Linked DNA regions of Mus musculus: region 2 is linked to region 1. The links are chromatin contacts, found by Hi-C or POLR2A ChIA-PET in ENCODE. All regions are on one chromosome and are shown on one strand. The core of a region is the stretch at or near the end of the contact, and the rest is flanking DNA. Distances in the headings are between cores, read along the strand shown.

Region 1 (6,486 bases), core at 1,365-3,864:
AGTGTCTCTCAAACGATGACCTTGTGCTTCTGATTCTCCCATCTGTATCTTTTGAGTGCTGAGGCTCCAGATGTGGTTGCGGTGCTGGGGACAGAAGTCGGTCGACGCTTCACTCATGCATGCTCCACAAACACTCCCATGCATGCATGCTTCGAAAACATCCCCTCACTGGCACCACATGCCAGCCTGAAGTTCTTTATTTTTGCTTTATAAACATTGTGTTTAGATGTATTTTTGCTTTATAAACATTTTGTTTAGATGTATGTGGATGAATGTTTTGCCTGCATATGTGTATGTGCACCACGTGCCTGTCTGGTGCCTGTGGCTATCAGGGGAGGATGTCAAGTCATCTAGGACTTACAGATGTTTGTGAGCCACTGTGTGAGCATACACAGTAAAGCCCGGGTCCTCTGCAAGAGGAACAAGGTGATCTGAATTCCTGAGCCAATTCTCCAGTCCTCTTGGTTTTTGTTGTTGTTGTTGTTGTTTTAAAATAGGGTCTCTGTTCAAGCTTGCCTAGGATTCACTATTTCGCCCAGGGTAGCCGCAGATCCATGGCAAGGCTCCTCTACCAGCCTCCTGAACACTGGTGTGAATACTGGTGTGAATACTGATAACAGGTGTGAGGCACTACACTCCTGTCTTAGTTAGGGGTTTACTGCTGTGAACAGACACCATGGCAAAGGCAAGTCTTATAAAGGACAACATTTAATTGAGGTTGGCTTACCGGTTCAGAGGTTCAGTCCATTATCATCAAGGCCGGAACATGGCAGCATCCAGGCAGGCATGGTGCAGGAGGAGGTGAGAGTTTTACATTTTCGTCTGAAGGCTGTTAGCAGAATACTGGCTTCCAGGCAGCTAGGATGAGGATCTTAAAGCCCACACCCACAGGGCCACACCTTCTAATAGTGCCACTTCCTGGGTCGAGCATATACAAACCATCACAACTGCTAAATCTAGAGTTTTCTAGGTCTAATACCAAATATCCTCTATGTAGACAGAGCACACAGTGGACAGGGTGTTGGTCTCCTTCATGTTTTTCTCCTTTGTGAATGTTATGAACTAGCCTTGTTGGGACTTGTTACAGACAAGCCCTGACTTGGTGTGGGAGGGAACCATGGCATGACTTGAATACCAGAACACAATAATGCCCAAAGGCTATCTTAGGCTGTCACAAGTCTTCCTGTGTTCGTTTTGTAATTTGTCTGTGGTTACATAAGCCCTGCTTCCATTTCCACCCACCAGAGAAGTGTCGTTTAGAAGTCTTCACTCAGCTCAGGTCTCTCCATGTACCGTGTCTATCCAGCTGCTAGGTTGGCACCCACTGTAGGCTTCTCCGCAGAGATGGAATGGATAGGCTCTCTCTGACTATATGGTGGTTTATGAGGGGAACATGCTCATGTGGTGACAGAGGCTGAGAACCAGGGGAGCCAGTTCTGGGGTTCACTGACTTGCACTTGGCCTCAGAATCAGGGGAGCTGGGACTGGGGATGTGGCCCAGTGGGTAGTGCTCTTGTCTAGAAGGCAGGAAGCCCTGGGGTTGAGCTCCAGAGCCACACAACCTTGCTGTGGAAGCACACACACATCGGTAATCCCAGCGCCCAGCAAATGGAGTTTGTAGGATAGCCTTCAGAGTCAGCCTGCTACACAGTGAATTCAAGGTCAGCTTGGGATACACAAGACCCTGTCTCAAGGGATAAAAATGAAGTATCCGTGAAGCTGATGATGTAACATTAGTGAGAAGCTGAGGTCCTGAGAACCAGAGCCGGGACGTTCCAAGGAAAGCCTGGAGTTCTGATGTATGAAGAGGGTGACAGGCCTGACCCGGGGTTTTGTAGTTCAGTTATTCTATCAACAGAGATACATCCTCAGCCCCACAGAGTTCTGTGCACAAGCAAATGTCTCTGAAACACACAAACTCTCCCTTGCCCAATGGCCTGAGACTTGGAGAAGCTTTTCCTGAGCCCCAACTCCAAGACAACTGTTCCTGTAAATTCTCTTTGGAACCCATGCTTCTGTGAAGCATAACTCGTGTTTAAACACCAGAATTCCTGCCTGGTGCCCTACCCCCTTCTCTTGATTTGGTTTCTGTGTTCACACTTCCTGTGTACGCAGTGCGCGGCAAACAGCGGTGCTCAGCACTTGTCAAAACAGTAAGGGCCTAACTGTGCTACCCAATCTCCCTCCAGCCTCATAGCGAGGTGTGTGTGGCTCAGGGATCGGACTTTGGCACCTCCTCCAGGCTGGCAGAAGGCTGTGCTCTTCGGATCCTCTATCTCGGGCCTCTTGCCCAGCTGCGTAGCCTGCAAGAACCCACGCCCAGGGAGTGTCACTCCAGTCACACGGGGCCTAGACGCCTCTGGAGAACAGCCCTGTCCGCTCCAGGCCAGGCATCGTGGGGACGTCGGAGCCTCTTCTCACCGCTCGAGGTGAGACTCGCACGTGGGCCTGGGGACCTGCGGAAGAGACGCGGGCTGAGGGGAGCAAACCCGGGCCAGCCCTGGTAGATTCACTCAATTCCCGGGTCTGAACAACTGGACAGCAGAGACGCCCCACGATTGGTCTGTTTGGCGTCGCTTAGCAGCAGCGAATGGGAGCTCACGGTGTGCGCATGAGCACCACATCCTGCCTCCTACAGCCGGGCCGCGGGTAACCTGCACCCCGCCGGCCGCCGGGGTGGGCTGCGGTGGCCGAGGCGGAGGTCGGCCGCGGGGGCGAGGTGAGGTTAGCGGGCCAGGCGGGCGTGGAGAGGTGGGGTCGGGGTCTAGGCCACCGGGCTGCAGCCCGGGCCGGTGGGACTCCGCCGAGGCCCGGCCCCCTGCACGGTGCGTACCGGCTGGGATGCGCTGCCCGCTGTGCCTGCTGCCCGGGGCGGGGCCGGGGCGTGTCTCGGGAGGGCGGGGCGGTGGTTCCCTTTATGTAGACTGAACTCTAGTCCTGTCACTTGCTTCTTTTGAGAGCAAACTTTCCTTAGTCTGCTGGTCTAGCAGAACTTGGCTTCTTCAAGGCCTGGTCACCCCTACACCAACTTTCCTGGACTTGGATAAGCCGGGACAAAGAACCTGCAGAGCAGAGCGGGGGTCAAGCTTGCAAAAAGCCAAATCCAGGGAAGGAACTGAGTTACCTCTGATGAAAGGTGCCGTTACAGTTTGCGGTCTTGTGAAACGGAGCCCCATGTAACTCGAGTTTGGCCTTGAGCTTGGGATCCTCCTGCCTCCACTCCCCGCCCCGCAAGTTCTGGGATCACAGGTGTATGGCCTCCATGCCCAGCTCGGTTGGTGTAGCGGGTGACAAGATCAGAGAAACTAAAGCAACCCTCAGTGCAGAGCCAATGCTAGAGCAACGTGTCTGTAAAAGTCTACACAGAGAGTTTATTCAGGTAAAGAACTTGTCAGGGAAATGAGAACGGGGACAGCTTTGCATAGCCTGACACTGATATACAGGATTCATTCGCACCGCAGCTTTCTCAGGAAGACAGTTGTAGACAGGTCCCTAGAGATGCCTCGTAAATGTTTAGTGGACAACAGAGAGGACATCTTGAGGTCTCATAAAGAATTTCAGATCAAGGCTGGGGTGATGGTGCACATCTTTAATCCCAGCACTCAGGTGGCAGAGATAGAGGCAGTGCATAGCCAGACAAGACAACTGACTTTAGAGTATAATACACTAGGTAAGGAGAGGTGGTTTTATTTTATTTTAGAGAGGGTCTCACTCTGTAGTCCTGGCTGGTATGAAACTTACTGTGTAGGCCATGCTGGCCTGGGTCTGCCTGCCTCTTCTAAATCCTGGGATTAACGGTGTGTGCCTCTGAGCTTTAACTCCAGCAGTTTACTCACCACTTGGTTCTGTTTTAGGCAGGCTGTCCTGCAGCCTAAACTGCCCTTTAACATGCCACTCGCCTGGGGGTGACTTTGAACTCCTGACCTTCCTGCCTCCACCCCACCCCCCAAGTGCTGATATTATGAGCTTAAGCCACCACACTCTGCATTTCAAGGGGCACTTGTAGGGACCCTTCCTCTACCAGCAAGTCTCTGATTAGAGATTGTTTTTGTTTTTAAACATAGTCTCACTATAGCCCAAGTTCTCTGGTGCTGGGATTACAGGTTTGAGACCCACACTGCCTCTGGTTAGGTGTTGGCAGTTCTGCGGTGGAGAGGGCGTCTTTAGAGAGACAATAGCTGAGAACTCGGAGGTTTGGTTTTGAGGTCCACATACTGTGGAAAGAGTATGGAACTGGGAGACTGAAGTCTGCTTCTACCTCCTGATCCTTAGTTTTCCTCACCTGCGAAGTGGGTCCAAGGAAGCTCTGAGCACTTAGTAGCATTATCCATACGAAGGTCTTAGTCCCTCTGCATCCTTGGGAGATTGGGCTCAACCCATTGCATACAGTGGCTTCGTGTTTATAGAAATCTGTGCATATTCCCCGTGTGCCTCGGACAATATCTGCATTAATTAGAACATCTACATAGTGTGCTGTGTGTGTGGTTGCTGCATATTACATTGCTTAGGGAATCGTGGCAAGTCTGTACATACTCAGTACAGAAGCAGTTGTTTTGTTTTGTTTTAAAAATATTTTCCATCTGAGGTCGGCTGCATCTGCAGGTGCAGCACCCACAAATATTGAAGAAGGTAGGTGGAGTTCTTCTCAGCCCTTTGACTAAGATCAAGTACAGAGGGACGCCATGATATTCTTCGTATCCAGCTCAGCTATCTTCTGCTCTCAGCTCTTAGCGATGCCGTAGTTGGTCCCTGTCTCCTTCTGTATCTCATCCACGAGCAGCTTGGAGCCTAGAAGATCCCAAGCTGGAAATCAGGTCTCAAATCTTGTATCAGAGAGTGAATCCATCACGGGCTTACTGTCCCCTTAGCATGCTTTCCTCAGTACTACGCCTGTGAAGGGCGCTGGTACCTGGCTGTACTAAATTCAGCTCCTTTTGCTACGTTAAATTTGTATTTTGCCCCTTGCTTGTATCCTTACGTTGGGGAGATTTGAGTGGAAGATAAAGAGTAAATGTGAGAGGAAAATAAGAATAAAAGAGTGGCTTTGGTATAGCAACAAAGTGTGTGTGTACATCAGGGACAGTCTGTGATGTATGTATGACAGGGCAGGACAGTCTGTGATGTATGTGTGACAGAGCAGGACAGTCTGTGATGTATGTATGACAGAGCAGGACAGTCAGTGATGTGTACAGAGCAGGACAGCCTGTGATGTGTACAGAGCAGGACAGTCTGTGATGTATGTATGACAGAGCAGGACAGTCTGTGATGTGTACAGAGCAGGACAGTCTGTGATGTGTGTATGACAGAGCAGGACAGTCTGTGATGTATGTATGATGGAGCAGGACAGTCTGTGATGTATGTATGACAGGGCAGGACAGTCTGTGATGTATGTATGACAGGGCAGGACAGTCTGTGATGTATGTATGACAGGGCAGGACAGTCTGTGATGTATGTATGACAGGGCAGGACAGTCTGTGATGTGTACAGAGCAGGACAGTCTGTGATGTATGTATGACAGAGCAGGACAGTCTGTGATGTGTACAGAGCAGGACAGTCTGTGATGTGTGTATGACAGAGCAGGACAGTCTGTGATGTATGTATGATGGAGCAGGACAGTCTGTGATGTATGTATGACAGGGCAGGACAGTCTGTGATGTATGTATGACAGGGCAGGACAGTCTGTGATGTATGTATGACAGGGCAGGACAGTCTGTGATGTATGTATGACAGGGCAGGACAGTCTGTGATGTGTACAGAGCAGGACAGTCTGTGATGTGTACAGAGCAGGACAGTCTGTGATGTATGTATGACAGAGCAGGACAGTCTGTGATGTGTACAGAGCAGGACAGTCTGTGATGTGTACAGAGCAGGACAGTCTGTGATGTGTACAGAGCAGGACAGTCTGTGATGTGTACAGAGCAGGACAGTCTGTGATGTGTACAGAGCAGGACAGTCTGTGATGTGTACAGAGCAGGACAGTCTGTGATGTGTACAGAGCAGGACAGTCTGTGATGTATGTATGACAGAGCAGGACAGTCTGTGATGTCTACAGAGCAGGACAGTCTGTGATGTATGTATGACAGAGCAGGACAGTCTGTGATGTCTACAGAGCATGGGTATTGCAAACCTGATAAAGAGAATTAGGAAATGTGGGAAGTGGATTAGGAAATGTATATAAGCTAGACAGTAGTGGCATACACCATTATTCCCAGCACTTGAGAGTCTGAGGCAGGCGGATCTCTGCAAGTTCAAGGCCAGCCTGATCCACAGAATGAGTTCCAATATAGTCTGGGCTGCACATCAAAACCCTGTCTCAGCCGGGCGTGGTGGCATACGCCTTTAATCCCAGCACTTGGGAGGCAGAGGCAGAGGCAGGTGGACTTCTGAGTTCGAGGCCAGCCTGGTCTACAAAGTGAGTACCAGGACAGCCAAGGCTACACAGAGAAACCCTGTCTCAAAAAAAAAAAAAAAAAAACAACCCTGTCT
Region 2 (6,486 bases), core at 2,537-5,036, 150 kb before region 1:
TCAGTTGAGGAAATGCCTCCATGAGATCCAACTGTAAGGCATTTTCTCAATTAGTGATCAAGGGGGAAGGGCCCCTTGTGGGTGGGACCATCTCAGGGCTGGTAGTCTTGGTTCTATAAGAAAGCAGGCTGAGCAAGCCAGGTGAGGCAAGCCAGTAAAGAACATCCCTCCATGGCCTCTGCATCAGCTCCTGCTTCCTGACCTGCATGAGTTCCAGTCCTGACTTCCTTGGTGATGAACAGCAGTATGGAAGTGTAAGCCGAATAAACCCTTTCCTCCCCAACTTGCTTCTTGGTCATGATGTTTGTGCAGGAATAGAAACCCTGACTAAGACACATGCCTCAACATACATGTGGAAGACACAGAACAACTTCCAGGAGCTGATCCACCATGTGGGTCCCAACTCAGGTCACTCAGCTTGACAGCGAGCTGAGCCTTTCACTGGCCCTGACTTCCTAGGTAATACACCAGCCCTGTTTCTGTAAGTAATTGGTTTAATAGGTACATGTACTTTCTACAGAGGCTCCAAGGAGGAGGTCTGCCTTGTCACACAAAATCTCCACTTTTCATGCCAGGTATGAGGTCCTCATTCACAACTGGTACTCATAGTTCATAAACAGAAAAGGCAAGTCACTTCTCAGGCGTGGGGAGGACCCATTTGAATCCCAACAAGAATGAGGCTGGGGCAAGAATATTGCAAGTTTGAGGCCAGCCTAAGTTATTCAATGAGATCCTGGGTTTTTTTTGTTTTGTTTTGTTTTGTTTTGTTTTTTTAAATAGTGGTATCTTTTAGAAGTCCAGGGTCACTGTTTGTATGTGTTAACTTGGGACTTCCACTCAGATCCAAAGGAGCCTATATTTCATTTTCTGGAAACTGACAAGTTAGCTAAAGTACTCTGAAGTGTACAAATTCCTTGTCAAAATGAATATGCTTTGGTCATTGTTAGTGTTGACCTTTATATTTATAGGATCAAAGGATGAATGATTTTAGGTTTATCTTCATTATTGGTTAATGAAGATAATTTTAATATTATAAGCAAGTTATACCATAATCAATCACATTTATATCTTTCCATAATGTCAAGAGTTTATTGAATAATAATAAAGCCATAGCTATGTCCATTTCATAAGCTTCAAGCACCAAGTAGTCTTGATTTCATTTGGGAACATGACCACCAGTCAATTCCTTTTATTCCATTCTAATTCTTTTCATTTTTATTTAATGTGCACTGGTGTTTGCCTGCATGTATGTCTGTGTGAGTGTGTGGGATCCTCTAGAAGTAGAGTTACAAACAGTTGTGAGCTGCCACGTGCATTCTAGGATTTGAACCCTGGTCCTCTGGAAGAACAGCCAGTGCCCCTAACCACTGAGTCATCTCTCACAGCCCTCCATTCCAATCTTAGTTACTTACTCTCAGATTCCACGTTTCATGCCACACAAAATTATACCGATCCTAGAACTACTAAGAAAAGGCTGTGACCATCCTGGGTTTCAGAGGCCCTATTACAGGGTAAGGCAGAGAGTTAGCACTCGTGTAGTATCACTACTGACGGCTAGGCATCAAGGAATCATCAATAAGCTATTCAGAGCACTAGGCTGCCTAGGTGCACAGCTGGTTTAAGGTACAGCATTCTAGACACCTATATAGTTCTAGTGGGCAAATCAGGCAGGGTGGTGTACTCAGATGAAGTTCCTGGAACAGAATCAGGAATCCATACAGTGGAAAACGTAGAGTGACTCAATGACAGGTCAGATGCCAGAGCAAGGTCCTCCTGTTTTAGTTTTACCACACAGTCTTGCTGGCTTCAAACTTGCAATTCTCTTCAGACTACCAAGTTCTGGGGCTGTAAGTGTCACTACGCCCAGCACTACCTCTTGTCCTATGACTCAGGTGAGGAAGTTCCATCATTCTTTGGTCTAGTGTGTTTGCTAAGCTTGTGGGCCTGGTTTCTCTGATATGGTTTTGGTATGTCCAAGTGTTCTGATTTAATCTGATGACTTCATAAGACGGTGCTTTTTCATTGGTGTATATACATCCATGTCTTGTGGTCTGTGCAGCACAGTTGAATGTTCTTTGTGATAAGCTGTATGTCCAACATCTGGTGGTTATCTACTTACCCAGGTAAGCATCCTGCCTTAGCAAGAGATTTTAGAAATTGAACAAAGTGTTGGTGTAGAAAACAGTTACTCCAGGCAAGGCTCAGTCAGCCTCAGCAGAAACTCAGAGCAGGGCACTGCCGATCTCCTATGGAACATGCTTTCTCTAGTCAGGTCTTTCTTCGTTTACCACCACTGACTCCTGCTCAGCAAAGCTGTGTTTAGCACACCCATACAAAGAACATACTTTCAAAGACACAAAGCTGCCACATATCCAAGGTATGGAAAGCTTTATTTCATTTTTGTTCTTTGAACCAGGGCTTCTCTGTGTAGTCCTGGCTGTCCTGGAACTTGTACTGTAGACAAGGAAGGACTTGAACTCTGAGATCCACCTGCCTCCCTCCTAAATACTAGGATTAAAGGTGTGCACCACCATAAAAGTTTTATTTTAAAAATATGTGTATCTTGCCTGCATGTATACATGTATGTGCATCATATATACATGCCTGGTGCCTGAAGCAGTCAAAAGAGGGTTTGAGTTCCACTGAGTTGGGATGGTTGGGAGCCTCACGTTGAGTGTCAGGAACTGAACCTGGATCCTCTTGTAAGAAGAGTAACAAGTGCCTTTAAATCACTGGGACAACTCTCCAGCCACAGGCATAGAGTTTTATCATGTATAACATGGAATGTTTCCTACATATGACTTAACTCAAATAATTTTTAACCTGTGTTTGATCCTTGGAACCTGTGGGCAAAGGAAACAACAGGTCCCTTCATGTTGTCCTCTGCTCTCCACACATTTGCCATAGCACATGTGCCCCTCCCCACAATAAATAAAATGGTAATACAAAATTTTAATATTCAGTCATGACACCTGTTATGTAGTTATTGGAAGGTGGCTCATAAGACTACACCAGCCTTCAGGAAATTCAAGAAACGTATTGAGGGCCCAACAAGATGGTTCACTGGGTAAAGGCCACCAAATCCCACAATCAGAGTTCTAGCCCCAGGGTCCAGACATTAGGAGGTGACTGGTGAAGGTTGTCCTCTGACCTCAGCAAATGTTCACACAAGTAAATGTAATAAAATTAGTTTACAAAGAAAAGAAACATTGAGGTATGGGGAAGTTAGAAAGTTAGCCGATTCACTGTGGTTCCTCTTGCCAGTTTATATAATCGGTGCACAAAGGGGGAAGAAGCCCTCTGCAGAGCTGCCTCTGGCGGGGCAAGGGGTGGGCAGGGTAGACAAGACGGAATCCTTTCTCTTGTCCGTGGTTGGTGCTCTATTCGGGGTGAGGAGACAATTGTTCCTCTCCCTGAAGTCACTCAAAGTTGAGTACCTACCAGTAGCCTACCTCTCTCAGAGGCCGCCATGTTCTGCTACGCTGAGAGTCTTGGACAGACACGTCCCATAGTGGGGCTGTCGGTGTCTGCCATCCCCGGAGCCCACACGAAGCCCCGCCCCGGAAGCTGCCTGCCCCATCAGACTCCTCCCCAGGCATGTGTGAGGTCACTGCTCTCCGGCCACCACCAGCTCCGGGGAGGGACCCAAAGGCGCCCCGACGGCGCATGCTCCCGCTCGGGCGGGCCGCTCGGCTCACCTAAGCCGGTCTAGCCTGCGTGCGTGGCGTTCGCGGAGCCCAGCGAACCGGTCGCGAGAACCTCGAGGCAATTGGGGTTGGGAGGCAGCGGCCGCCAGGCGGCACCGCGCCAGCACTGCCGCCCAGGCCTCACGTCTGACACGAACAGCGCGCGCCGCCACGAACCGGGCCGGCCCCCCAGCCAATGGGCGCCGCGCTACAAGTGACCACGCCCACCGCCCCTCGCACGTAAAGGGAGTCTCTGGCCCGGCCTCGCCGGCTGCTGGCTTCTGATTGGCTGGGGCGAGCAGTGGCCGCAGCAGGCGAAGCCGGTGTTCTCGCACTCGGGTGGCGGCCAGAAACCGGCAGGACTGGAAGGGACCCCGCGTCTCGGTGAGTGAAGCGGGAGCCGGGCGGGAGGCGAGGGCTGCGGGGCGGGGGGTCCCTCGGGTGGGCGGAGGACTTGGGGTCCCCGTCGGCCAGTGCATGTGGAGCCGGAGGAAGGAGGCCGGAGCTTCTGGAGCGGATCGTGGCCGAGGGAACGAGAGTCGCGGAGGAGGCAACGATGGCAAACGGGGACCGGGCTGGTGCCAGCTTCGGGGATCCCGGGAGCAGTGGGAGGAGAGGGAGAGGGAGCGCGATCGCACGGGTCTAGGAGTCTGGACAAGGTCACAAGAAGGTGGGAGGTGAGGCAGGGCGCAGCGCTCGGGCACCTCGGCCTGGCCTTCCCGGGCGCCACCCGGGGTTTGCGCAGACCTTACGTGACCCTGTGTCACCGGATGGAGGAGGGAAGGCTGTGGCGGAATGCGAATGCCCCTGACAAGGGAACGGGGTGCAGAGATCACAAAAGCACGACTAAGGTTCAGGTGTGCCAGCCGTCCGGGTGACTCGATTCTGTTCTCTGCTTCCCTCGTTTATTCCTGGGGTGGAAAGCAGTCCTCTCTTTGAGGGGGTGATCCCTACCCGGGAATCTGCTTCCCGGACTACTGAGGCCCCCTGCAAATTGACAGTTTGGATGCAAATTCTTGACAGGTTCAAAAGGTTCTCGGTGCTCCTGGAATGTGCTAGAAGGTCTTCTCTGCACAGTATAACTTGAAAGGGCTTCTTAAGATACAAATCCTAGTGTTGTGCCCCTGGCCGTTTGAATCACAATCTCAGAGAAGCCATTTTGCACAAGCTGACAGGTAACTTAGGCAAAATCAGAATTTAAAATTTACTATTTTAGGTAATAGTTCTTAGGACCAAAGGGACATGCTGGGAAGAGTCTTCAGCTGTTATATCACCTGATGCCCAACCATTTTCTTATTTACCTCTTCTAGGTTGCCATGCCTTTGGAAAAGTGTGTCAGTAGTTATGCCTGGCCTTACAGAATAATGTGCTCAGCAAACTAAGTTTGAATATCTGGTTATTGCTGACTTAAAAATAAAAATATGTTCTACTTTCTGACAGATATAGGTCAGTCATTGGGTGAGTGAGATAATAAAAAAAAATCTAGTGGGAAAAAATCTTTTTAACTTGGAATTGAAATTGTTAGATAATTTAACTGAAGAGAGAATAGCCCATTTAACTATAGGTGTAATGTACACAGTTTTTACAGTTCAAAGACAGTATGAATTTTTATATTTTCAGTTCAGATTTACACCTGTAACATAAAAATGTTCATTTAACAATAAATAAATTGTCAAACAAAACTGTGGACTGTATGTGGGGAGTCAGATTGTAATCCTACCTTCCAGAAATATATTCCTGGTGTGGAACAATCCACATGACCCTTATATTATGGTCATATAATTCAAACTCATTTATCCACCTGTAAAATAAGGATATTGATCATCATCTCTTACTTAATTTCTTACACTTAAGTTATGATTTGAGCTTATTGACCGTGAGTTTTAAAGCATGTCCTTTCCTTTTCACCTAAGTGGCTATATTTCATAAATACTACCACCACTACCACCTCTTCCTTCTCTTCTTCTTCCTCCTCCTCTTCCAGCATGGTTTTGCTGTGTAGCCCAGGCTAGCTTCAAACTTGAGATCTCCTGCTTCCCGTAGTCTGATACTGACATTACATGCAATTTCCACCACAGCACACTCTTCAGTTTCCTCATCTTTTTGTAGCCCTTTCTGGTAGCCAAATGCATATATAATTGGTACAAATTCGTACCTTTGCATTGGAGTAAATGCCTTATCCACTGGGTCATATAATTACAGTTCTATCCATGTGGCTTTCTTTGTGCTCCAGACTCATCTTCAGCTTCTTGCCTGACATCTGCCCTGTCATGCCTGATGGGCGTCTTTTGTAAATTTGATTTCATTATTTTTGTTGTTGTCTTGAGACAGAGTGTTGCTTTGCAGCCTAGGCTAGCTTTGCACTCCTGATCCTCTCCCCTCTTGAGGGCTGAAATTATAGGCACATATCACCACTCTGGCTATCATTAGTCCCCTAAAAGAAATAATGGCTACATGATGCGCCCCAATTCTTAACCGCATTATGAAATTAACAACATTCTGAAAGTGAGGTCAAATGCCCCACCCATTCCAGCTTGATAATCTATATCACATACTCGTGATGAAGGGAAGGGATGGGTGTCTTCTGTTCTTTTATATACAGTAAAGAAATAGTTCTCTCTCCCTCCCCCTCCCCCTCCCCCTTTTGCTCCATGAACCCACTGGACAATACACATAACCACCTAGGAAATGGGGAAAAGATGCCAGCCATGGTTTGTTTCCTTATTTATGGTGTGTTTGTTGACAATGCTGGGGATCTAACCTGTGACCTCAAGCAAGCTTAGCAAGTGCTCTGTCACTG

The links. A loop is a pair of places that touch in the nucleus more often than their neighbours do. ChIA-PET counts read pairs that join two places held with the same protein, here RNA polymerase II (POLR2A).
Region 2: a map of T-helper 2 cell shows a loop between it and region 1 (2.3-fold over the local background). The contact joins the promoter of Higd1a here to the promoter of Sec22c in region 1. A Hi-C loop is called at or near these places in 2 of 37 maps with a recorded cell type or tissue (T-helper 2 cell and regulatory T cell). POLR2A ChIA-PET finds 5 or more read pairs at or near these places in 2 of 5 experiments (Patski and embryonic stem cell).

What each region holds. Positions count from the first base shown.
Region 1 is chr9:121,701,157-121,707,642 of GRCm38, reverse strand. It overlaps Sec22c (SEC22 homolog C, vesicle trafficking protein), which reads left to right and starts at 2,614. Exons shown (of 7, transcript NM_001164562.1): 1 at 2,614-2,719.
Region 2 is chr9:121,855,096-121,861,581 of GRCm38, reverse strand. It overlaps Higd1a (HIG1 domain family, member 1A), which reads left to right and starts at 3,786. Exons shown (of 4, transcript NM_019814.5): 1 at 3,786-4,070. It overlaps Gm47112 (predicted gene, 47112), which reads right to left and starts at 3,835. Exons shown (of 1, transcript NR_168944.1): 1 at 2,374-3,835.